7 separate regions of the Homo sapiens genome follow, and regions 2, 3, 4, 5, 6 and 7 are each linked to region 1. A link is a contact called in ENCODE Hi-C or POLR2A ChIA-PET data. All regions are on one chromosome and are shown on one strand. The core of a region is the stretch at or near the end of the contact, and the rest is flanking DNA. Distances in the headings are between cores, read along the strand shown. Region 1 holds the start of ALDH6A1 (aldehyde dehydrogenase 6 family member A1). Region 2 holds the start of MLH3 (mutL homolog 3). Region 3 holds the start of PSEN1 (presenilin 1). Region 4 holds the start of EIF2B2 (eukaryotic translation initiation factor 2B subunit beta). Region 5 holds the start of DLST (dihydrolipoamide S-succinyltransferase). Region 6 overlaps YLPM1 (YLP motif containing 1). Region 7 holds the start of YLPM1 (YLP motif containing 1).

Region 1 (3,015 bases), core at 1-2,500:
ACTTGAAATGACTTGCATTTTACACAATATATAAACAGAAATCGTTAATTCACTCAGCCTTAAGAAACAACACGTAAAGCAGATGGAAGACAGGTTGCGACCTGTGCAAGACGACACTTAAAAGCTCAATACTGATTCTCCTCGCGACTCTCAGGGCGAGGGGCCGAGAACGTCCCCCGCTTCTCTTGCTGCCACGGCAATGGTCCCAAACTGAGGAGACAGGAGAGAGATCATGTTTCTCTTGCGGTTCAGTATCGAGATGAGGTCAGCCAGCAGCCCTGCGAGGGTTTGTGAGAATCATTCCATCCGTGCGCTCAATCAGAAGAGAACTGATCCTTTCAATGGGTACCCCAAGGAAAAAACTACAGTAAGCCACGTCCTCCAGAAACATCTCCTCCTCGACCCTCAGCCTCGCCCAAATAGAGATAAGGAAGGCACAGGGCGACCCCCCTGTCCTTTTACCCAGAATGAGTCCCTCCCTAGTGCCCTCCTCCACACGCCTGGTACAGAGCGGGGAAACTGGGCACCTCCGGAGCTGCTGTGAAGAACCGGTGAGCTGAAGACGGCGATGGATCTCAAGAAAAAAAATAAAAGGGAAAGGAGAAGAGCCCAAGAAAGAAATGTATGTTCGAGGGGCAGAGACAGAGTGGATGTTCCCAGTAGAGCAAAGAAGGAGGCTGCAGGCAAAGATCTCTAAGCCGGCTCTTACCGTCTGTGGGAGACGCCATCTTCCAACCCATGTCACGTGACGTGGCCAACCGTCGGCGGGAAAACGAGGTTCCATAAGCCACGCCCCCAAAGAGAAACCCTATCCCCAACTCGCAGCCCAGTCTCATTCCCTCGCCTCATAGGGCAATCTTTGCCTAGCCCCGCCCCTAAGTATAGCCACGCCCCTTACGCGGATGTTGAGGTGGAGCGACTGCAAAATTCTTGAAGGGTCTTATTTACTTTTTTCAGTGGGGGGGTGGGGCCTCGGTTCCGCCCTTGGCCAATCGGAGTTCCAGGTTAGGGGGGCGTCTTCCCCGTGTGCTCGGTAGGGAGTGTCCAAGTCAGGGGCGTCTTCTCTACCTCCGCCTACGTCATTGGCTGAGGTGGCAGAGGGCGAGAGCATTTTCGCTCCTAACCAATCACTTATCCCCAGGACGGGGGTGTGAGGAGAGGAATCAGGTGTTCGGACCAGTGATTGGCTGGAGAAAATAGTCCTCCCCACCAATGAGGAAGCCTGGCAGGATGGAGGGCGAGGCCTGGCAGCTGTAGTGCTTCTGGGCAGTAGAGGCGCGGGGTGCGGAGCTAGGGCGGCCGAGAGCCATGGCGGCGCTATTGGCGGCGGCGGCAGTGCGAGCCCGGATCCTGCAGGCGAGTGAGGGTGGTGCCAAGGCACCATGAAGCTAGGAATTGGATCCTTTCCGTCCGCTCCCTGAGCCATCCTCGGGCGGGACCACCTTCTTGGCCCAACCCCTTTTTGGCCAGACCTCCTACCCGACCTGTGCGGCCCTGTCCCATGCCCAGCCCTCACTTCATAACCTCCCTGGTCCCGGATCCAACCCTGGGCTGTTACCCTTGGCCCTCTACCCTTTTACTCCTAAGCCTCCTCTTTTCTGGCTCTCGCCCACTCTCCTTCTCCAGCTCTGCCCGCTCCCTGCTGTCACTCTCTTGCCCTCATCTCTCCATCCGCCCACCGTCTTTCCTTTTTACCTCTGCACCAGCCTTCTCTCTCTCCCCCAGAAACTACTCTTTTTGGTTACTCTGTCCCCTGCCGTGAGCGTCCACTTTGCCATTGCTCCCTTCCCCCACCCTACTTCACTATCCGTGGTGATCTGAGGTAAGGGGGAGGGGGGACGCGAGGGGCGAGGGTCAGTGTATGAACTTTGAATTTCCTTCTAGAGGTGGACTCTAGATTTTCACCAAAGGCAGCCATTTGCTAAGCTATTTTCCCTAAGTGTGGCTCTTTGTATTTTCCATGGACTGGCTGTCCCCTTTCTTGCCAAAACTTTGAGTTAAACTTTTTCTCAGCTAAGTTACAGTTTACATAGATAGGGCACATCTACATAGATAGGGTAGATAAGGGCACACAGTTAAAGCTACCAGTATGTTCCATGTATGTTCAAGGTACCAAACATCTTTAAAACGGGTGATAGAAAGTGGGAGCCAGGTAAGACAAGAAGTCTAAGTTCCCACCCCAAAATCAGCTCTTCTAGTGCTACACACCCTCATCTCTGCACTTGGGGGATTGAGTCCTCTCTGAAGCCAACCTAAGGAGAAATGGTAAAGCTACAGGAGTTGCATGCCTGAGGCCTGTAATCTCCAACTCTGTTTATAGTCTTTCCCCTGTTCATGGCCTACCAAGGATTTAGAGTATGTGGCAAGATTTACCGCAGGCAAGAAACAGTCTGCAAGAAACAACAGTGCCGTTCTTATTCATTACATCCAGTCTGAGAATTTCCTCTATATTGCTGAGCTTTTAGGTAATATTAGTATTCACCAGGTTTCCGTGAGTTCTAGTAAAGAAACTTGGGCAGTTTTAAGATTCTTGGCAGAGTCAGCAAAGATTCATTTTTAAATATGCTATTTAATGGGGAAGGTAGAAAGGATGAGTTTGAAGGGTTTGGCAGATGGTCTGGCCTCACTCATATTTCTTGCTGCGATCCTTGTTCTGTTCTAGTATCTTTTTTTAGTAGCAGGAAAACAAAGTTTCCACCCTATATTTTTCTTACCAACTTCTTGAAATCTTTTACTGAAATTGGCTTTTTTCCTTTGCCTCCTCTTCCCCTCCCATCACAATGAGTCATTGAGAACCTTAAGAAAGTATTTTGTCCTTTTCCATCAAGGAGAAGAATCTCTCTTTCCATGTACTTTTATTTCAGAAACAGACACTATGTATTTTCTGATTCATTTGGAGAAACTTCTGAAGTGACCTGGAAAAGAACAGATAGAGTAATCCTCAGCCAACTAGGAGTTGTAACGTGAATCTTTGATTAAAAGTTCGATAAAAAGTAGCCTACGGGCCAGGCGCTG
Region 2 (3,015 bases), core at 278-2,777, 970 kb before region 1:
CTGCTGTTGTTTCTTTTCTCTGGGTAAGGAATTCACATAAAGTTATGTTATGGGCTGAACTGTGTCCCACCAAATTCATATGTTAAAGTCTCAGTCCCCAGTACCTCAGAAAGTGACTGTATTTGGACATAGGGCCTTTAAAGAGGTGATTAAGATTAAATGAGGCTGTGAGGGTGGGCCCTAATCCAATCTGACTGGTGTTCTTATAAGAGAACATATTGGCTATAGACACGTGTGCAAAAATCAAAGACCCTGTGAAAATGGCCATCTACAAGCCAAGGAGAGAGGCCTCAGGAGAAATCGTTGCTGCCAACACCTTGATCTCAGACTTCCAGTCTCTAGAACTGAGAGGAAATAGACTTCTGCTGCTTAAGCTACTCAGTCTGAGGTATTTTGTTATGGCAGCCCTAGGTATAGTAATAATCATAAACAGTTATCAGGATTTTGCTTAATCAGCCCTAGAAGACTGGTTGGTTGGGTTTGGTTAGTCACTAAACTAGCATATATCAAATGCTTACCAGGTCTGACAAATTCGTTATAAATTCCACTTTAAATTCTCAATGAAAATGAGATAGAAAGCAAAAACTAAGGACTGGTTAACAATTCCAAAACACTTTATTCTCACAGCATTCTCAGAGTTCTGCTCTCCTTTAGTTATTTTTATAACTAAAAGCTGTGGTGGCACTGGGGAGATTCAAGTCAGTGAAGAGAGTCTTGGTGTTGTCATCTGTAAATTAAGAGTTGAGCAAAGGCCGGGTGCGGTGGCTCACGCCTGTAATCCCAACACTTTGGGAGGCCGAGGCGGGCAGATCACCTGAGGTCCGGAGTTCGAGACCAGCCTGACCAACATGGAGAAACCCCCGTCTCTACTAAAAATACAAAATTAGCCGAGTGTGGTGGCGCATGCCTGTAATCCTAGCTACTCGGGAGGCTGAGGCAGGAGAATCACTTGAACCCTGGAGGCGGAGGTTGCAGTAAGCTGAGATCGCACCACTGAATTCCAGCCTGGGCAACAAGAGCTAAACTCCGTCTCAAAAAAAAAAAAAAAAAAAAAAAGAGTTGAGTTAGACAGTTTCTCAGCCTTTTCCAGCTCCAAATGCCATAATTCTAAGATGGCAGGCTCTGGAATTATTCATTCATTCGGTGCCTACCATAGGCCAGGCACTGTTCTTGGTAACTGGGATACAGCAGTAAACAAAATATATAAACTCCTTACCTTCACATAGCTTACATTCTAGGGAGAGAAGACAATAAGTAAACACATAAAATATATATTGAATTAAACGGTAGTTAAGAGCAAAGGTGAAAATGAGAAAAAAAAGGAAAGGGAAAACACGGGAAAAAAAAATAAAAACAAAAGTAAAAGCTACGACATAGTCTTTAACACCATGCCAAAAGGGAATAAGGATTGAGACTGTAGGTACCGGTTCACTGAACCCTGGGATGCGGATCCTTGGCTGGAACAACTGGTGCGCATGCGCACTGGTGTCTCGCGGCCTGGCGCGCCCCCTCCGAAGCGCATGCTCGTGGGCACGCACGAGCCTCAAGATCCAAGGTGCGCGCGTCGGCGTCCGAGGCGGTTGGTGTCGGAGAATTTGTTAAGCGGGACTCCAGGTGACTCTGGGGGAAGCACGCGACGAAAAGATGATGCCGGGGTCTCTTCTAACACCAGAAGGGCCCTGATGATGGCTGCGCGCAGCTTTCGGAGCCGGATGCGCGAGGGCCCCGGAGGCCCGGCGGCCTGGCGGCCGGGCGGGCCCAGTTTGGGGACAAGGACGGGGCTGGCCAGGGAGGGGCTGGGCCTGGCGGGAAGGCAGCGCTGCCCCGGACTCGGCCCGCGCGGCCCTCCCAGGCCCCCGTGCCCTGGATCCAGGCCCGTGCGTCCCGTCAGTCCCAGGCGCTGGGAGGCGTCATCAGGAAATCATTGGGTTTACATTAATCGGAATACTTGTTAAACGTTTACCCGTCAGTTGCTGCCGGCTGCTTAGTGCATTAGCTTAGAAAGCAGCAGAAATTCTGCAGTTAAGAGCCCTGATTTGTCCCGAGTTTGGAAAACCGGCCCCACCGCCTGCAGGGGCCCACCCACGTGGCTCTCACTGATGGAGAAGAAGGGGAGACCTTTAATGGCACTGGAATCTTAGGGTTTGGTTTTTTTTGTTTTGTTTTTTGTTTTTGTGTTTTCACTTGCAGGAAAACTTAAAATCAAGTTCAGGCAGCCCCATGCCATCATTATTATTACCAAGGTAGTTTATGCCCATCTGTAAAGACCAAAAGAATATTAATAATGACCTTCTGGCCGGGCGCGGTGGTTCACACCTGTAATCCCAGCACTTTGGGAGGCCAAGGCGGGAGGATCACTTGAGTTCAGGAGTTCGAGACCAGGCTGGTTAACATGGTGAAACCCCATCTCTACATAAGAGACAAAAATTAGCCAGGCATGGTGGCGAGCGCCTGTAATCCCAGCTACTCGGGAGGCTAAGGCTGGAGGATTGCTTGAGCCCGGGAGGTGCAGGCTGCAGTGAGCCGAGATTGTGTCATTGCACTCCAGCCTGGGTGACAGAGTGAGACTGTTTCAAAAAAGAATAATAACGACTTTCTAAAAACATCAGAGTAATACATGAACAGGATTTAACAATCAAATGGCAAAGAAAGGTTTATATGAAAAGGAATTTTCCTGCTTTATCTTTTCCCATTCCCAGCCTCTTTCCCTGAGGTGACTATACTTAACCATAATAATAATAACCTCTTAATGCCCCCAATCTCTCTTTGATACAATTTGATTCTTAAAATTTCTTCCTATTGCTTCACCTTATTACAATGTCTTAGCAATTCATTATAAGTATTTTTCTAAAAGTCATGGTTATTGTGTAATGTATAAATGTTATGAAACTAGCTTGGACATTTTTGTCATGAATAATTTCTAGCTAATGTTCCTTAGCTGTATTTAATTTAGGCATCTGTTTTTGGTGAAGTGGTTAGAATTTCGAATACTGTGTTTACTGGTCAACTTCAAGT
Region 3 (3,015 bases), core at 248-2,747, 950 kb after region 1:
TTCTCCCGGGTTCAAGTGATTCTCCTGCCTCAGCCTCGCTTGGGAGCAGCTGGGACTACAGGCGCGCGCCCCCACGCCCAGCTAATTTTTTGTAGAGCCGGGGTTTCGCCGTGTTGTCTGGTCTCGAACTCCTCAGCTCAAGGATCCGCCCCGCGGCCTCCCAAAGTGCTGGGATTACAGGCGTGAGCCACCGCCCCGGGCCTCACATTTTATTTCTATTGGCTAGCGCTGCTCTAAATCTTCTGTTCCTTCTGCTACACCAGGCCTAACACTCAAAATCCCTGCCAACCTTTTCCTTCCTGAAGCTTCCCTCCCCTTCCTCAGCTCTGGCGACCCTGCGCTGTGGTGGTTCTCCAACCACACTCATTCTCCTCAGCTGGCTCCTTGCTCTTCTTCCACCCCCTCGTTGCAAGTGTTCCTAAGTGTTTGCCTTGGCCTCCTCTTCCCCTTCCTTAGCTTAGACTTCTCCACTGCTCCAACATCAACTGGAAATCTATGGAATTGATTCCTGTTTTCAGCTCCAGTCCTGTTCACAGGGCATTTTCACCTGCTGGCACTTCCAAAGTGACACTTCCAAACCACTTCCTCGCCCTCCTCTCTAAACCAGGTCTTTCTTCCTAACTTCCTTATTTCTGAGAATGTCTCTGCCATGTTCTAAACTGAAAACCTCCTAGTCAACTTCACACTTTATTCCCTGATCCTCAATTGGTTCCCATGTCCCGTTAGTGTTTCTTGTAAGCCTCTGCCACCACCGCAGATCGAACTCTAATCACATCTCACCTGAATTATGGAAAAGTCACCTCAATTCTCTCACCCATCCCAGCCTCCACTATGGATTAATATGCCTAAAGCAGAGCTGACCACAACGGTGAGAAGAATCTGAGAGGGAAGCAGCAGCAAACACAAGAGTCACTGGACATGCATGCCTCGAGACAGTCCCGACCAAGGAGAAAGCATCAGACCCCGTCTTCCGCCTCGAACAAGAGGCGTGCGGACTTCGCCCAGAATGCTCGTCGCCCCTGGACAAGGACACACCCGGGGCGTGAGGCGCGGAGTTTCACCAGTTGCTCAAGCAGACCCAGCCCAAGACGCTTCCTCTTTCTCCTACTCCACTCCAGTTCAGACGGCTACTAATCCCGGCCCAAGGCACCTGCGCCCTGAGACGTCTTCGAGCAAACAGCATTTCCGGACCAAGGCTCCCCGGAATCTCTCTCCACCCGGCCGCGCCCGAAGCCCGAGAAACGGGCCGCCCCTCCTGGTTTCCCACACGGGGTTCCCCAGCCCCAACCGGCCGCGCCCCGCCCCTCATCTTTTAGGACACCGGCTTCGCGGCCCGGGCGGCCACAAAGGGCCGGGCCCTGCCCGCGGCCGCCCATGTCCGCGGTGCCTTCCTGGCTTGCCCGGACTCCCCATCACGCACATACGCTTCCCCGCCGCCCCGCTGCCGCCGCGGCTCGTAGCTCAGGTTCCTTCCAGACCAGCCGCTGTTTTGTTTCCGATGTGAAACCGCGGACCCCGGAGCTGCCTGTCCCAGGCCCCGCCCGAGAACCCTCACCGTTGTCGTCATTTCCGGCTCTGGCGTCGTTGGCGGCCGGCCCACGGAGGAGGGGAGGAGCCAGGAGGAAGGGGGCGGGGCCTCCGGCCTGGAGAAACGATTGCGGGGAGAACCCAGAGCTCCACCTGGCCTTCCCCACCTGACGGAATCCGCCCAGAGCGCTGGCGTGGGTTGTCGGGGTTCTGAGGCTGCTCGAGCTGAGGACGAAAGCCCCTATATAAATTGGGCCCAGCGTGTGCTTCTCCCGGCATACAAGCGATGGCCATCCTAAATTTAACACCTGTCATTTCTTTAGGGTACCTATTTGCGAACCAGCTGCATCACAATCAAGAGAATGCTGTTAAAATCGCAAATATCTCTGCCCTCTCCCACCACTCAATGAATCAAAACTTCTGGTGGGTGGCGAGAACCTGAGAAACTGCATTTTAAACATCCTCCGCGATTCTTGGACTCCAACTTTGACAACCAGTCTTTCTAGGTGGCAAGCTAGCTGAGAGCAGAAAATGTGTCTGGTTTGCTGGGTCACTTGATTTTTGCATCTGCCTGCTCTTTGTCCAGTTTTGGTAAAGACAGTACCAATGTCTAATTCATTAGACAGCATACCACACTTACACATATATCCAAAAGCTAAAACTAAAAAATGAATACTACCTTATTTAATCAAGGTGAACGGAGAAATGTCAAACATGGGTATTCAAAAAACCGAAAATGAAATTAACGGTACATGGTATCTGGGCAAGTTACATTCTTCTAAAGTTTCTTTAAAAATCCACCCCCAAGCGGCCGGGTGCAGTCGCTCACGCCTGTAATTCCGGCACTTTGGGAGGCCGAAGCAGGCGGATCATGAGGTTGGGAGTTCTAGACCAGCCTAACCAACATGGTGAAACCCCGTCTCTACTAAAAATACAAAAAAATTAGCCGGGTGTGGTGGCGCGCTCCTGTAATCCCAGCTACTCGGGAGGCTGCAGCAGGAGAATCGCTTGAACCCGTGAGCTGAGATCACACCACTGCACTCCAGCCTGGGAGACAGAGCAAGACTCCATCTCAAAAAATAAAAATTAAAATTAAAAAATAAAATCCACCCCAAGCTATCCCTTCACATTCCTATCGCATCAATCTCCAATCCCTCCTCCCAACCCACTGCCAACCTTGTTCAAAAACATGAGATTCTAATACTTTTTACACACAAAAGCTTCATATTTAAGAACAAAAGTAATATTTTCCATTAGCAGAATGAAAGATAAGTTGTGGGAGAAGGTTGAACGAAAAAAGATGTTTTTAAAATTCTTCACCTCCCCCACTTTAACAAGAGTAGGGATTTTAGTTTGTTCATTTACAAGTGCTCATGCTTGTCAGCAGCACATATACATTTTACAAGTGCTGAGAACAGTGCCTGATACATAACAGTGCCTGATACATACAATAGTTCAGTATTGAACAAATACAGGCTAAAACCCATC
Region 4 (3,015 bases), core at 244-2,743, 920 kb before region 1:
CAGCTATGTCACAATTTCTTAAAAGCCCCACTCCTCTGGGATTTTCTGCCTGCCCTCTTCCAGAAGTACCCCTACCTATGAACCACCTCTGTCACTACAGAGCTCCTTACAACTGATTTTGAAGACAGTAGATTCAGCCAAGGAATGGCAATCTGGGAAATCCTAAAGTGCTGAGAATAGGGTAAAGAGAGCTTCGGCCTAAAAGAAGTCTTCCTCCAAAAGGTGGCCACAACACTTCTACATGAGAGAGACTGGCCAGAGAAGAAAAAATGGGGGAGCAATTTGGAAGCAGCTTCTTCATCCTCTGATTACAATGAATATCTGCAAGTCACTTGGACCGCAATGACAAGGGGGATAGAAATGGTATACGTGTACGTGTGTATAAAAATTCAGATAGTGAAGGAGGTCTATCGACCTTGGCTCTCTAGGGAGTTCATTTTGTTTCTTTACAATGAAAATAAAACTCTGTCCTAATAGAGTCTGTTCCACTCCACAGATCTGTAGTCTATCAAGGGTTGGTCTGTAAGGAAAAGTAGAGAGGATTACTTTGGTCCTGTCACCTGTTGCAACATTTCCTAATCAGGAAGGAGGACAAACCTCTGAGAACCAGAAGACAGCTAATCTCCCATCTCTGCTAATGAACAACCTTCAGAGGCTTCTGTTCCCTTATGTGCCTGTGACCAGTCCCATTTTCCCAGCGATCAGGCCTCTTACCCAGCTCCACTAGCAGCTCATTAATCGCCTCAATGATGTTGGACTGGAGTTGGGCATAATGGAAGCTGAAATCCTCGTTTAGGCCTCCGGATGTCAACAGTTTGTGCAGGGACTCCTGCTGATCACTCTCGTCGCTGCGTCCATGGAGTCTATAGAGGCAACAAGACCCAAAGAGAGAGGTGGGGAGGAGTGGTCAGGCAGGTAACAAGGGCTGTTCAGCTCCAATAAAGTCTCCGAGCAGGTAGAGGGGCCCGTGCAAAAAGTGTCACTGGATCCAACCAGGAGCCCAGGACGTGAGCCTGACCTGCCATACTCCTCCCGGATAATCTTGAGCACTCTCCGCACCATGTTGCCCACGGTGGTCTCGGAGGGCTGAGCGGCCGTCATCCTCCTGCCCTCTCTGCGGATCAGCTCCATCAGCTCCCCTACAGTCCAAAAGAGAGAGGATAAGAGGAGCCAACGCGAAGTGAGGCCTGGGAAATTTTCAGCCCTGGGATCGGGAACAGACAGGGGCCAGGTTCGCCGGCGGAGGCAGGCCGGCCTCACCCGCGTTGCTCCAGCGGTGGTCCGTGATGATCTGGCGCAGCAACCCTAGGGTCTCCCGAGCCATTTCCTCGGAGCTGCGCGGCCCACCACCCCGCTTCAGGGTCTCCACGAAGCTCTCGATCCTCTCTGACAACTCCGAGCCCTTCGCTGCGGATCCCGGCATCTTTAAGGTAGCTGCCTTCAGCCTTCACCGGCGGAATCCACACCTGCCAGACCACACAGTTTGCACTTCCGGGGCGGGCGAGGTCGGCTTCCGCTGTGAGGGGATGGGGGGAAACCTCAAGTTTGAGTGGAAGCCGGCTACGCCCTTCGTTGCCGATCTCCCGCCCCCTTCCTCTGCCTGAGCCAATCAGAGACGTGGGGCTCGGGTTGTTCAGTTATAACCGGGCGTCCGCGCGCCCCCGCGCCTCGGGGGCTGGAGGATCGGAAGCGGCCTTTCTTGGCTCAGCCGACGGTGAACGGAAGTAACCCGTCAGGCCTGTAGAGGGTGGCTGGTCCCGTTGCTATGGGAGCAGCAAGTCTCTACGCGCCCCTCACCGCGACTTAAGGCTACACTGAAGAAGTTGCGGCACTCCCTCCTGTCTTCCCAGCTCGGTGACTGCCCGAGCTGTCACTCCCGAGTGTCAGCTGACACTGACGCTCTGAATGCATGTCCAGGGTCGGCTGCCCCTTGGGCAGACGTCTCACTTTTGTTCTGTTACATTGCTTGGTACCGTTTGCGCCTGTGTCTAGGAGGTTCATGTCTCTGAAAACAAGGACGATATCTTTTGTTGCTTTTGTATTCTCAAGGCCTAACACGTCTAACAGAAGACGGCGAAATTAGAGATGAGGAAGATTAAGGAGATTCAAAGTGGGAGCCAATACAGAAGCAAAGATGACATCCTCTGATTTGGACAGAATTGTCCTCCTACAGAGAGGCCAGAGAGTATAACATAATACCAAGAGTTACCATTTACTTAAAGCTTACTGGTTCTTGGGCACTGTGTGTGAATTGTCTCAGTTAATAAGGTCTGAAATAGGTCCTCTTATCCCCATTTTACAGATTGGGAAACAGACCCACAGAATTTAAGCAGTTAATAAAGGATTGGGTTCATACTTAAATCCAGGTCTACCTGAACCCAAAGTATGTGTGTAATAGAAATCTCTATTTCCTTAAGATAAATTCTTCAAAGTGGAATCCATAGGCGAGCACATTTTAGACTTTTGTTACAATTAACAAATTGCCCTCCAAAAAGATTATGTCAATACCAAAGTTAGCCAAAGGTAGTACAAAGAAAAGAAAATTACAGATTAATATCTCTCATGAACATAGAAGCAAAAATTGCAACAAATTATTAGCACATCAAATCCTGCAATACATAAAAAAAGAATAATATGTAATTACAAAGTGAAACATAAACCTGGAATGCAAAGCTGATTAAACACTTAAAAATCAATGTAATATGCCATATTAACAATCTGAGAAGTAAAACCACATGATCATGTCAATTGATGCAGGAAGAAACATTTGACAAAATTCAATATTCATGGTACAAACTCTCAGAAAACTAGAACAAAAGGGAACTTCCTGAACTCGATAAAGGGTATCTACAAAATCCTACACCTAAAAATCATACTTCACAGTAAAAGATTGCTTTCTCCCTAAGATCAGGACAAGGCAAGGATGTCTACTTTCACCACTCCTATTTAAATTATACGTGAAGTCCTAGCCCTTGCAATAAGGCAAGAAAAAGAAAAAGCATACAGAATGGAAAG
Region 5 (3,015 bases), core at 187-2,686, 800 kb before region 1:
CACTGGGTTAGCTCCGTCACATTCTGCTAGCCATAACTTTTTTTTTTTTTTTTTTTTGAGATGGAGTCTCGCTCTGTCGCCCAGGCTGGAGTGCAGTGGCGCGAACTCGGCTCACTGCAAGCTCCGCCTCCCGGCTTCACGCCATTCTCGTGCCTCAGCCTCCCGAGGAGCTGGGACTACAGGCGCCTGCCACCACGCCCGGCTAATTTTTTGTATTTTTTAGTAGAGATGGGGTTTCACCGTGTTAACCAGGATGGTCTCGATCTCCTGACCTCGTGATCCGCCCGCCTCAGCCTCCCAGAGTGCTGGGATTACAGGCGTCAGCCACCGCGCCCGGCCATGGCCATAACTTTTAAGTCACCTCCTCAAAAAGGGCTCTTCTGTCCACCCTCGTTTCCTTCTCAGCAGTTACAAAAATTTGCCTTTGTTGGCTTGTTTAGCAACTGACACTATCCAACTAGCCTAGGAGCTCCACGAGGGCAAGAACTGTACACTTCTGTATCCACTCCTGTATCCCTAGCGTCTAGCACAGTGCCTAACACAGTAGAAACTCAACTACGAGCTAAATGAATAAGCGATAGCTCGTGATTATGTAGCATTGCGTCTCACTACTCTCTGAACCAAACTGTCTTTAAATATTATGAGAAACACAGGCACCCCCGAGTTCCTCACATACTGCTCTGCCCAGGAGGAGAGCATTTTAGGTGACGGTAAGGGCAGAACTTACCAGGCAGGGAACGTCTCCCTAGAGGGCAGTTCCCCTGTTGAGAAAGAAGACATTATCGACGTCACCCAAGATGAAAAAAAAACCCAGCTTTTTCTTTTAAGTACACGCTCAAAGCTGTCCCAGTGGTGGTGACAGGTGAATCTCGTAACTCCGAAGGTAAATGCAACACACCGTGCTGGCAGACCCAATCAACACGCTGGGCCTGCCAAACTATCTCAACTTCCCAACGGGACTCATTAATACCCACTGATTTTAACAGAGCAAGACGAGACGGGCGCCGAATCCCGCCGGAGGACTCCGCCGCGCCTCCTCCCTAACTCTGAGTCAAGTATCTGGACGGGCGCGGCTCCCCAGCTCCCGCGCGGAGGGTGGGGTACAGCAGGAAACGTTCCCCGCAGGCTGCCTGGAGAAGGCAGGGGGCCGCTGGGCTCCGCAAAACGGTCCCGAGGGCAACCACGGCCCCGGGCCGCCCAGCCCGCGCGGCCTCCGCGTCCCAGTGCCCTTGGTGCCCGGCCCGGCCGGCGCGCCGCGCCCCTGCCTTCCAGGCCGCCTCTCTGCCCGCCAACAGACTCCTCACCCGTCGGGGCCCCGGCTCGGCCAGACCGTACCTTCTGGAAGGCGGAGAGCGAGCGGCTGAACGCCCGAGACACACAGCGGGATCGGGACAGCATCACGGCGGAGGAGCCGAGGGCGGGCGGACACCGGATATAGGGCCGGACAACAACCGGAAGTGGGGCGGGCCGCAGTACCCGCCGCCCGACGAGGGGTGTTCGGAGCGAACCACTGGCAGGGGGTGGGCGCACGGCGGCGCCCAGTATCCCGGCTGCAGCGCAGGAGTCCCGCTCTCTGGAGCAGGCAACCCTAAGGCGCTCTTGGGGCCCTCCGCACTGCCTGTCAGCCTGAGGTGGTTCTCCTGAAGGTGTATACGACTGTCCCGCCACCACATTGCCCCCGGGGTCAGGCCTTCCCCTACCCTTCCACAGAACTGGCTCTGAGCTTGGCGCCCTTCTCTCTTGGGACCCGAGGGCACCGCGCCGTTCCGCCTCTGTACCTTGGGAAGAGAGCAAAAGAGGGGCACGGACATTGAACTGAAACCTTGGCAGACATGCATGCCTGATCTTACACTTGTGTGGCCTGGGGCAGATGACATTGCCCCCCACCCCCAGTCTCAGGTCCCTTAACTATTAAAAAAAAAAAAAAAGGCACTTGTTACTTCCCTGTCTTCCTAACCCCGAGTCAAAGAAACAGAATCCCAGGAATTTCTAAATCCCATTGCCTTTTTACGAGTCGGATATCTTCACCAACTATAGCCTTATTTCTCAACAGCTTCTGATCTCCCCCCAACGCAAATTCCAGCCAAACTAATTGTTCCCCATACATCTTGTGCATTTTGGAAGTTGTTCGTTTGTCACCCTATCCCTAGAATATAAACTCCCAGCTGTTTTTTTAAGAAACAAGGTCATAGTTCACTGGAGCCTCGACACTCTGGGCTCAAGCGATCCCTCTGCCTCAGCCTCTGGAGTAGCTGGGACTACAGGTGCCACCATGCCAGGCTGACCTCCCCACTTTGAGTGTGCCATTCTTCCCGCTGACTTGAAGTGAAAGCATATAGCATCCCCTTCCCCTCCTTAAGTATTCAGGCCCCTTGAGTATTCACCTTTAAGGCTCACCTTCCTAATGAAAAAGATGTGCTTTAAACCTCTGGCTGAATTAGTAACACATAAATGTATGAATGAATGAATGAACCACTTGGTGCCGTTCATGATGATTTCTTTATCTGAGGCATTTTGCCTGGCCCTCAGGACCTTTATTTTTTATTTTTCTAATTAATTTATGTTTTAATATAAATTGAGACGGGGTCTCACTATGTTGCCCAGGCTGGCCTCAAATTCCATCAGGACCTTTACAGTGCCTTCACTCACCTGAACCCTGAAAGCACTGCCACTGAAATTCTGGAAGGATGGGCCAAAGTCCTAACTAGAAATAGAGAAAACAGCTCTGCCCTGCTGCTACCCACAATTAACTCCTCAGTAGCTTTCACCTGAATTATTTGAAAAGCTCCCTAAGCAGTTCTAAGCCTCCGCTCTCGCTTTCTCTAGCCCATCATCCTTTATATCTGTGTCAAAGATCCTTCTGAGCCTGGTGTGGTAGCTCACGCCTGTAATCCCATCACTTTGGGAGGATGAGGTGGGTGGATCACTTGAGATCAGGAGTTCAAGACCAGCCTGGCCAACATGGTGAAACCCCATCTCTACTAAAAATACAGAAATTAGCTGGGTGTGGTAGTG
Region 6 (3,015 bases), core at 225-2,724, 750 kb before region 1:
CAATATTGACTTAATGAACTTAAAGTCACTTGCTTAAAAATTCAGATTTTCAGGGAAGATAAAAGTACAGAAAGTTGTTAGAATTTCCATTAAATTAGGGGTATTCAGTACTATAATATCAATTTGTTGAACCCAAAGTGATACTATTCAAATGCTAGTAACTATTAGCTCTATTCATACAGTCTTTAATGTAGGTCATAAAAGTAAAGGATTTTCATCTGTGGCCTGAAAGAGAATATTTCAAAATATTGAAGTCTTCAGTGAACACATTTACAAATTACTGAGTTGGATTACAAAATGCAAATTATGCTTGAGGAAGAAGGCTCTCTCATCTTCTTTCATGCTAAAAGATGACTTTTTTCTTTGCAGGATGAAAAAGGGAAGAGTCCCTTTTCTGTGTTTACATAGAAATAATATTTGGGTTTTATCTCTGTATGTTTCTGGGTTCCACCTGGTATTAACCACAAGAGAGGAAATTCTGTGCAGAAGGCCATGCTTTCCAGTAATGAACAATCTGGCAAGAACTTGAAAACCTGACAGGCTTAAAGGTTACATGCCAGAGTGCTCTGCATCTTTATACTCTTTCCCTGCAATCTTCATTTAAAAATCCACAATTCAAGTTCAAATGAAGGCAACAAGCTTGAGTTCCACAGAATACATCAGTTCTGTCTACCAGAATTCAAAGCCAGATCAGGAAAAAATAAAAACCTAACAGCATAAAGGCAGAAAGTGAAAAGAAGAAGGAAGGAAAGAAGAGAGGGAAGAACAGAGAGAGGATCAAAAAAAATTTTTAAATAAAGCATCATGTTACAGAATGGATATGCTCCAGGGAACTGATGAATATTTGAACTTGGTCAGTCTTCAAGACACAAAGATAGAGAAATCAGCTATAAAACAAAGATGAGTGTTTTGAACATCATTTGAACCCTGTGTTTTACAACATGTGCTACGGAATCATTGAGCCATATAATATTCAATGAAAAAAAGGTTTTGGGATGTTCAGCTAGCATTTAATTAGGACATACCATATTTAAAAAGCAATTAAAAATAAAATTAAGAAAACAAGAGAAAAGGGCCCATGCTGTATAGCCCATGAATCTCATCGGCTTTATCATGAAAGTTTATTGTTTTTAATCCTAGTACAATCAGCTACCAGTTACATACAGTAAAAAACAGAAACAGCCACAAAGCAATGATGATAGAGATAGTCTGTGACATTGTACAGTGGAGGAAATACTCTCTGTTGGAATCCTCCAGCAGACCCCCGCCTGGCTTCAGCAGTTAAGCTATCACTCCCTCCCTCCCCAAAACAGTTAAAAGAAAAATTAACGTCTTGCTTGGGTACAGCAAGATTCTAATACCTCTTGGGGACACTGGAGAACTTTAAAAAAAACTAAAGCAGTAGAAACAAAACAAGAACTGAAACGTGGAAGCAAGGTGACACACAAAGAAGCTCCGCGAGGCCTTGGCTTCAGACCACCTCAAAGCGAACCACCTGGAAAGAAAAGAAAAGGCTGTCACACCTGGAAAGAACAGGCAAAAAGTTCAGTAGCCCTTAGTATAACATCATTTCAGTCCTTCCCAAATCTATAGAATTCAAGTTTTTCTCAAGGTTTTTATTTTTATAAGTGAGCCAGCTTGCAGAAAATGGCTTCCTTTTCTAATAGTATTGTAAATGTTAACAACTAGTACATACTTACTCTTTCAGAACTATAAAATAACACAAGAAGAGAGCATTTTTAGCAAAATATGCTGTCTTCTTTATCTCAAACCCTTTGAAGCAACCACACAGTAGGCTATTTATATGACTGTGTACTCTTACCTTAGAGGAATAATGACTCCGTTCAAAAACTAAGTCTCATATATATTTGGTTCGATTGAGGGCTTTTTCAGCCAGGTGACCACTTTCATCTGTGATCTTCTCCCAATCAGTCTGTCCGACCACAAAACCTATGGCCCTTTTCCTATCTGCATCCTTCTTCTCTTCCAGGTCTGCCCATCTGACCTAAAAAGAACATAGCATTAGGCTGAGCTTTAGGAAAAATAAATATGCAAAGAGCCCCCTCCCTCTCTGGACAGTCTAAGGGGTAGAATGACTCATTTGAAACCGCAAGTTTAAAAAATTAAAAACTAACCCAGGAAAACTGGGAAAAGCCATATATTTTAAGTCACAAAGAGAAAACTCTCTGGACAATCCAAGTCCTAACCATTCCAGCTCCTGAACAGTTCAGCTCAATCCTGTCCTCTCTTTCTCCTCTGCCATTCCTTTTTATTTAATAATTCACTGACCTCATTTTTTTTTCACCTGAAAGCAAAGCACTAATCTCTACCTAGTCTTCCTGTCTGTACTCACCCGCTCCAGATTCATGCTGCCAGAGTGATCTTCCTAAAACACACAGTTGTGATTCATTTGCTTTAACTCCTTCCCCTACCTACCAGGCAAAGTCCAAGAACTCAGGTCCCTCTTGATCTGGCCCCAACTACACTTTCCTGCAACATCTCTGGCCAGTGCCTATGGCATTTTATACAAACAATACAGACTTCCTTCTAGCACTCAGAGCGCATCGCACCATTTCATGTCTCTATAACTCTGCATATATGTACTAGTCATTCTTCCTGAAATGTCTTTTCCCTAACCTTATCCACTTGGCATGAGTCTAGTCATCCTTCCCTGACTTACCCCTTTTTCCTTTGCCAATCAAATAATCACTGCTTTCCACAGTTAACTTCCGGATTTTGATATGTCTGCTTTTGAACTTCCACACCGTAGTATAATTATCCACTTACAGATCTGTCTTCCCTAACAGACTATCAACACCCTAGATCAATAACTGAATTTTATTTATCTCTACACAAAAATATTTCTTGAAATTTAATCTTAGAGAAAACAGTAAGCTGGTATTATTACTTTCATTCATGAGATAAAGAGACCAAGAAACAGACTCAACTGATATAATTCATGGCAAGATTACAACTACAAATATATGGATCAGGGATATTTCCTATTGGTATTCT
Region 7 (3,015 bases), core at 299-2,798, 680 kb before region 1:
TGAAACCTCTTAATTCAGGAAGCTGACAACTATCCCTGGCCCCTAAGTAATATTTTTAAAAGAAGCTAACTAATCATAAAGTTTACAAACATTCAAGTGTCAGCCCTTGGCGAGGCCTCTTTTTCATGCTTTCTCTCAAATGGAAACTTTCGTTTAAAATACAATTTTAAAACAAGACCCTCTGCAACAAAATCTATTTGCAACAGCAACAAAATCTAAGAGGATGGTCAAAGAAACCAAGGAATGTATCTGAGAGGTAACTTTTGAGCCACCCCACCACTGTATGTAATCCATACACATCTACAAACGCTGTTTTTTTGGTAATTCACATCTAGCTAATTAAAAAGCTGAGCTGTCAGCCCTCTGACTCTTACGGAATCCTTTGGAGTGTTAGCTAGTCATTGTGTGTTGGAATTAGACTAACCACTGGTTAAAGCCCTGAGGCCTGCTCATTCAGGGCCCTCTAGGTGAAAGATGAGGTTCAGGCAGATGCTTTCTTACCTGTGGAGTCATCGTAGAGGGATCTGGCTCAGGGGCGGCTTGCTGCTGTTCAGTACTCTTGTTTTTGGCCCCACTCTCCAAAGGCTCTTGCTGGACAGTTGTCTTATTTCCAGGGGGGGCGGACGGTGGTGGTGGAGCTAGTAGTTGGGATTTAGAATGGCCCTGGGAGGGGCGGGAAGGAGATGCCTGAGAAGAGGGCAAGTAGGACTGGGAATGGCTCAAATAGGATTGCGAGGAAGAGGAGGAGGATGAGTAAGAAGGGGTGGGCGCCAGGTAGGATTGGGAAGGTGGGGACTGCGAAGGGGACGGCTGAGCAGGAGGCAGGTAGGGCTGAGATGAGGTCGGGGGGTAGTAAGAGGGTGGCGGCTGAGGTGGGGGCATGTAAGACTGAGATGGGGGCATATAGGACCCAGGCGGCACAGGGGGAGATTCAGGGGGGGATTCCAGCTCCATTGGAACCAAACCAGGAGGCCCGTCTCGTTGGTGGTGGAGCATCTGGTGTTTGTACTGCTGCTGCTTCTGATAGCTGAGGGCCGGCCCGGGTGGCGGGGGCATCGGTGGCGGTGGCGGCTGCCAGTCTCCGTAGCCGCCCCCCGGCATCACTGGCGGGGGCGGCAGAGGGGGCGGAGGAAGGTGGTGGGGCTGAAGCACGCACTGCATTTGCTTCTGGTGCATCTGCTGCAGCTGCTGGAGCTGCGCCAAGTGCTGTTCGCGGAAGCTCATGAAGCCCGAGGAGGAGGGGGCCGCGGGAGTCGTCGAGCTCGAGTACCCGGGCCCCGGCGAGGCCTCAGGAAGCGCCACTGGCGGCGGCGGTGGGACCGGTGGCGGCGGATAGTGGCTGCTCCCGCCATACCGGCCCCAATTCGGGTACATATCGAAAAAGAAGGCGCAGGGCTCGTCCTGGCGCCGTTACTCGTCGCAACCGACCTCCAGGAGCCGCGGCGGCGACGGCGACAGCCGGAACTCGCGGCGCCTACAGGCCCCGGAGCGTGTAAACGGAGCGCGCCAGTGCGCCGGCGCTCCCGAGCTGGGCCCGCGACCGGGAAGGCGGGGACGCGACTTGGGCGACTACGTCTGCGCAGTAACCACCGAGAGGAGAACAAAGGCGAGATAGAGCGGTCCTTTACTTGGCGACTCGTGGTTGCCATCTTCCTTTGGGTTCAGATAATGTAGGCTCCAGTAGAATGTTCTCATAGAACTGAAAAACCATAGAGTCTCACAGCCGAAAGAGGTGGTAGAGATCCTATCGCTCCACGGGTTCATTTTTGAATGAAAAAAAAAAAAGGTTCCATTCACAATAGCAACAATCGCAACAACAACAAAAAAACATAAAGCAACTAGGAAAAACTCTAACAAGAAAGATGTAGGACTTATATGTAGAAAGCTACAGAGTCATAAAGAAGCATATCCAAGTAGGATGAAATTAGACTTCAAATAATGGAGAGGCTTACCATGATCCTGGGTGAAAAGAGGAAAAATTGTAAAGATGTCAGTTTCTCCCAAATTAAATGAATAGACCTAACTCAATTCTCCCCAGAAATTCAACTGGGAACAAAGCTGTGAAGAATGGAAAGGTGTTTTCAAGGCAGAGTGTAAGATTACACCAATTCCTGCAGACATATAGTGAGTAACATCTGCAGGAATTGTAGAAGGGGAGAAATGGAATTTTTTAGACTGTCTCAACACATATAAATCGGTGTTGCAGAATCTCAGAGCAAAAGCAAAGAGAGCAAAAACCAGATACAAAGATGGTCTAAAGACAACCTGGAAGATAATCTTCCAAAAGCTCTCAACGTAATACCAGACATAAACTCTTACTTTAGCTTGAGTGAATCACTAAAAAGCAAAGCTAATACACTGAATTCTTTTGGGTGTGTGGGGGGGGGCGGGGGGAGGGAGAACTGTGAGAATATTGTGTCAGTGCATCACTTGAGTAACATGCAAATAATTGACCTTTCTTCCATCTTAGCAACCCAGATCTTCACCTCTCTCAGGAGGTGAATGTGAATGGAAAGTGGAGCAGCAAGGCATCCTTCAAAAGGAAGAGCTTCTGTTTTCAAATAGAAATTTAGTTATGTTTCTTTTAACTTTTTATTGAAGTATAACGAATATACAGAAAATTACATGTCAAAAGACAAAATTACAACAAATTTAGTTTAAAGATCTTAATTAACTTTTACCTGCTATTCTAGAATTGGGCAACGTCTCATTCTATAAAGCAGAAACAGTGTTCCAATGAGCAGAACAATCGGGATAATTTCATAGACAGAAAAGAAACGCAGAGGCAGGGCGCGGGGGCTCACTCCTGTAATCCCAACACTTTTGGGAGGCTGAGGCAGGCAGATCACCAGGTCAGGAGATCAAGACCAGCCTGGTCAACATGGTGAAACCCCATGCCTACTAAAAATACAAAAAGTATCCAGGCGTGGTGGTGCTCACCTGTAATCTCAGCTACTCAGGAGGCTGAGGCAGGAGAATCACTTGAACCCAGGAGGCAGAGGTTGGAGTGAGCTG

What was found. A loop is a pair of places that touch in the nucleus more often than their neighbours do. ChIA-PET counts read pairs that join two places held with the same protein, here RNA polymerase II (POLR2A). Pooled maps may share reads with other maps.
Region 2: a pooled map shows a loop between it and region 1 (9-fold over the local background). The contact joins the promoter of MLH3 here to the promoter of ALDH6A1 in region 1. A Hi-C loop is called at or near these places in 8 of 50 pooled maps.
Region 3: a map of CD8-positive, alpha-beta T cell shows a loop between it and region 1 (17-fold over the local background). The contact joins the promoter of PSEN1 here to the promoter of ALDH6A1 in region 1. A Hi-C loop is called at or near these places in 3 of 168 maps with a recorded cell type or tissue (CD8-positive, alpha-beta T cell, naive thymus-derived CD4-positive, alpha-beta T cell and natural killer cell), 1 of 37 single-sample maps with no recorded cell type and 14 of 50 pooled maps.
Region 4: a loop to region 1 is called in a map of CD8-positive, alpha-beta T cell, with 4 times the contacts of the local background. The contact joins the promoter of EIF2B2 here to the promoter of ALDH6A1 in region 1. A Hi-C loop is called at or near these places in 1 of 168 maps with a recorded cell type or tissue (CD8-positive, alpha-beta T cell), 1 of 37 single-sample maps with no recorded cell type and 9 of 50 pooled maps. POLR2A ChIA-PET finds 5 or more read pairs at or near these places in 2 of 52 experiments (activated CD4-positive, alpha-beta T cell and activated T-cell).
Region 5: a loop to region 1 is called in a map with no recorded cell type, with 14 times the contacts of the local background. The contact joins the promoter of DLST here to the promoter of ALDH6A1 in region 1. A Hi-C loop is called at or near these places in 2 of 37 single-sample maps with no recorded cell type and 7 of 50 pooled maps. POLR2A ChIA-PET finds 5 or more read pairs at or near these places in 1 of 52 experiments (activated B cell).
Region 6: a pooled map shows a loop between it and region 1 (17-fold over the local background). The contact joins the enhancer-like site here to the promoter of ALDH6A1 in region 1. A Hi-C loop is called at or near these places in 8 of 50 pooled maps. POLR2A ChIA-PET finds 5 or more read pairs at or near these places in 2 of 52 experiments (CD4-positive, alpha-beta memory T cell and MCF 10A).
Region 7: a map of B cell shows a loop between it and region 1 (21-fold over the local background). The contact joins the promoter of YLPM1 here to the promoter of ALDH6A1 in region 1. A Hi-C loop is called at or near these places in 1 of 168 maps with a recorded cell type or tissue (B cell), 2 of 37 single-sample maps with no recorded cell type and 13 of 50 pooled maps.

The regions. Positions count from the first base shown.
Region 1 is chr14:74,082,688-74,085,702 of GRCh38, reverse strand. It overlaps ALDH6A1 (aldehyde dehydrogenase 6 family member A1), which reads left to right and starts at 1,250. Exons shown (of 12, transcript NM_005589.4): 1 at 1,250-1,356. The coding sequence starts at 1,309. LIN52 (lin-52 DREAM MuvB core complex component) reads right to left here and starts at 747. Exons shown (of 6, transcript NM_001024674.3): 1 at 710-747. The coding sequence starts at 728. It also overlaps a transcript of BBOF1 not described here. RefSeq lists an enhancer at 659-838.
Region 2 is chr14:75,049,979-75,052,993 of GRCh38, reverse strand. It overlaps MLH3 (mutL homolog 3), which reads left to right and starts at 1,527. Exons shown (of 13, transcript NM_001040108.2): 1 at 1,527-1,614. RefSeq lists a silencer at 1,725-1,914.
Region 3 is chr14:73,134,989-73,138,003 of GRCh38, reverse strand. It overlaps PSEN1 (presenilin 1), which reads right to left and starts at 1,497. Exons shown (of 12, transcript NM_000021.4): 1 at 1,421-1,497. RefSeq lists an enhancer at 1,038-1,147 and silencers at 1,318-1,377, 1,638-1,717.
Region 4 is chr14:75,001,399-75,004,413 of GRCh38, reverse strand. EIF2B2 (eukaryotic translation initiation factor 2B subunit beta) reads right to left here and starts at 1,493. Exons shown (of 8, transcript NM_014239.4): 1 at 1,261-1,493; 2 at 1,019-1,139; 3 at 715-863. The coding sequence starts at 1,423. RefSeq lists enhancers at 1,135-1,815, 1,857-1,946.
Region 5 is chr14:74,880,337-74,883,351 of GRCh38, reverse strand. It overlaps DLST (dihydrolipoamide S-succinyltransferase), which reads right to left and starts at 1,436. Exons shown (of 15, transcript NM_001933.5): 1 at 1,336-1,436; 2 at 728-761. The coding sequence starts at 1,398. RefSeq lists silencers at 1,092-1,421, 1,278-1,504.
Region 6 is chr14:74,834,255-74,837,269 of GRCh38, reverse strand. YLPM1 (YLP motif containing 1) reads right to left here. Exons shown (of 21, transcript NM_019589.3): 20 at 1,823-2,005; 21 at 1-1,495. The coding sequence ends at 1,859. Among named protein-coding and RNA genes, the nearest start is that of PROX2, 40 kb to the left of the region's middle. Within about 2 kb of position 1,474, at least 5 of the 41 ENCODE cell types and tissues checked have a DNase peak (open chromatin) inside an H3K27ac peak, as active enhancers do.
Region 7 is chr14:74,761,849-74,764,863 of GRCh38, reverse strand. It overlaps YLPM1 (YLP motif containing 1), which reads right to left and starts at 1,548. Exons shown (of 21, transcript NM_019589.3): 1 at 502-1,548. The coding sequence starts at 1,374. RefSeq lists an enhancer at 1,501-1,840.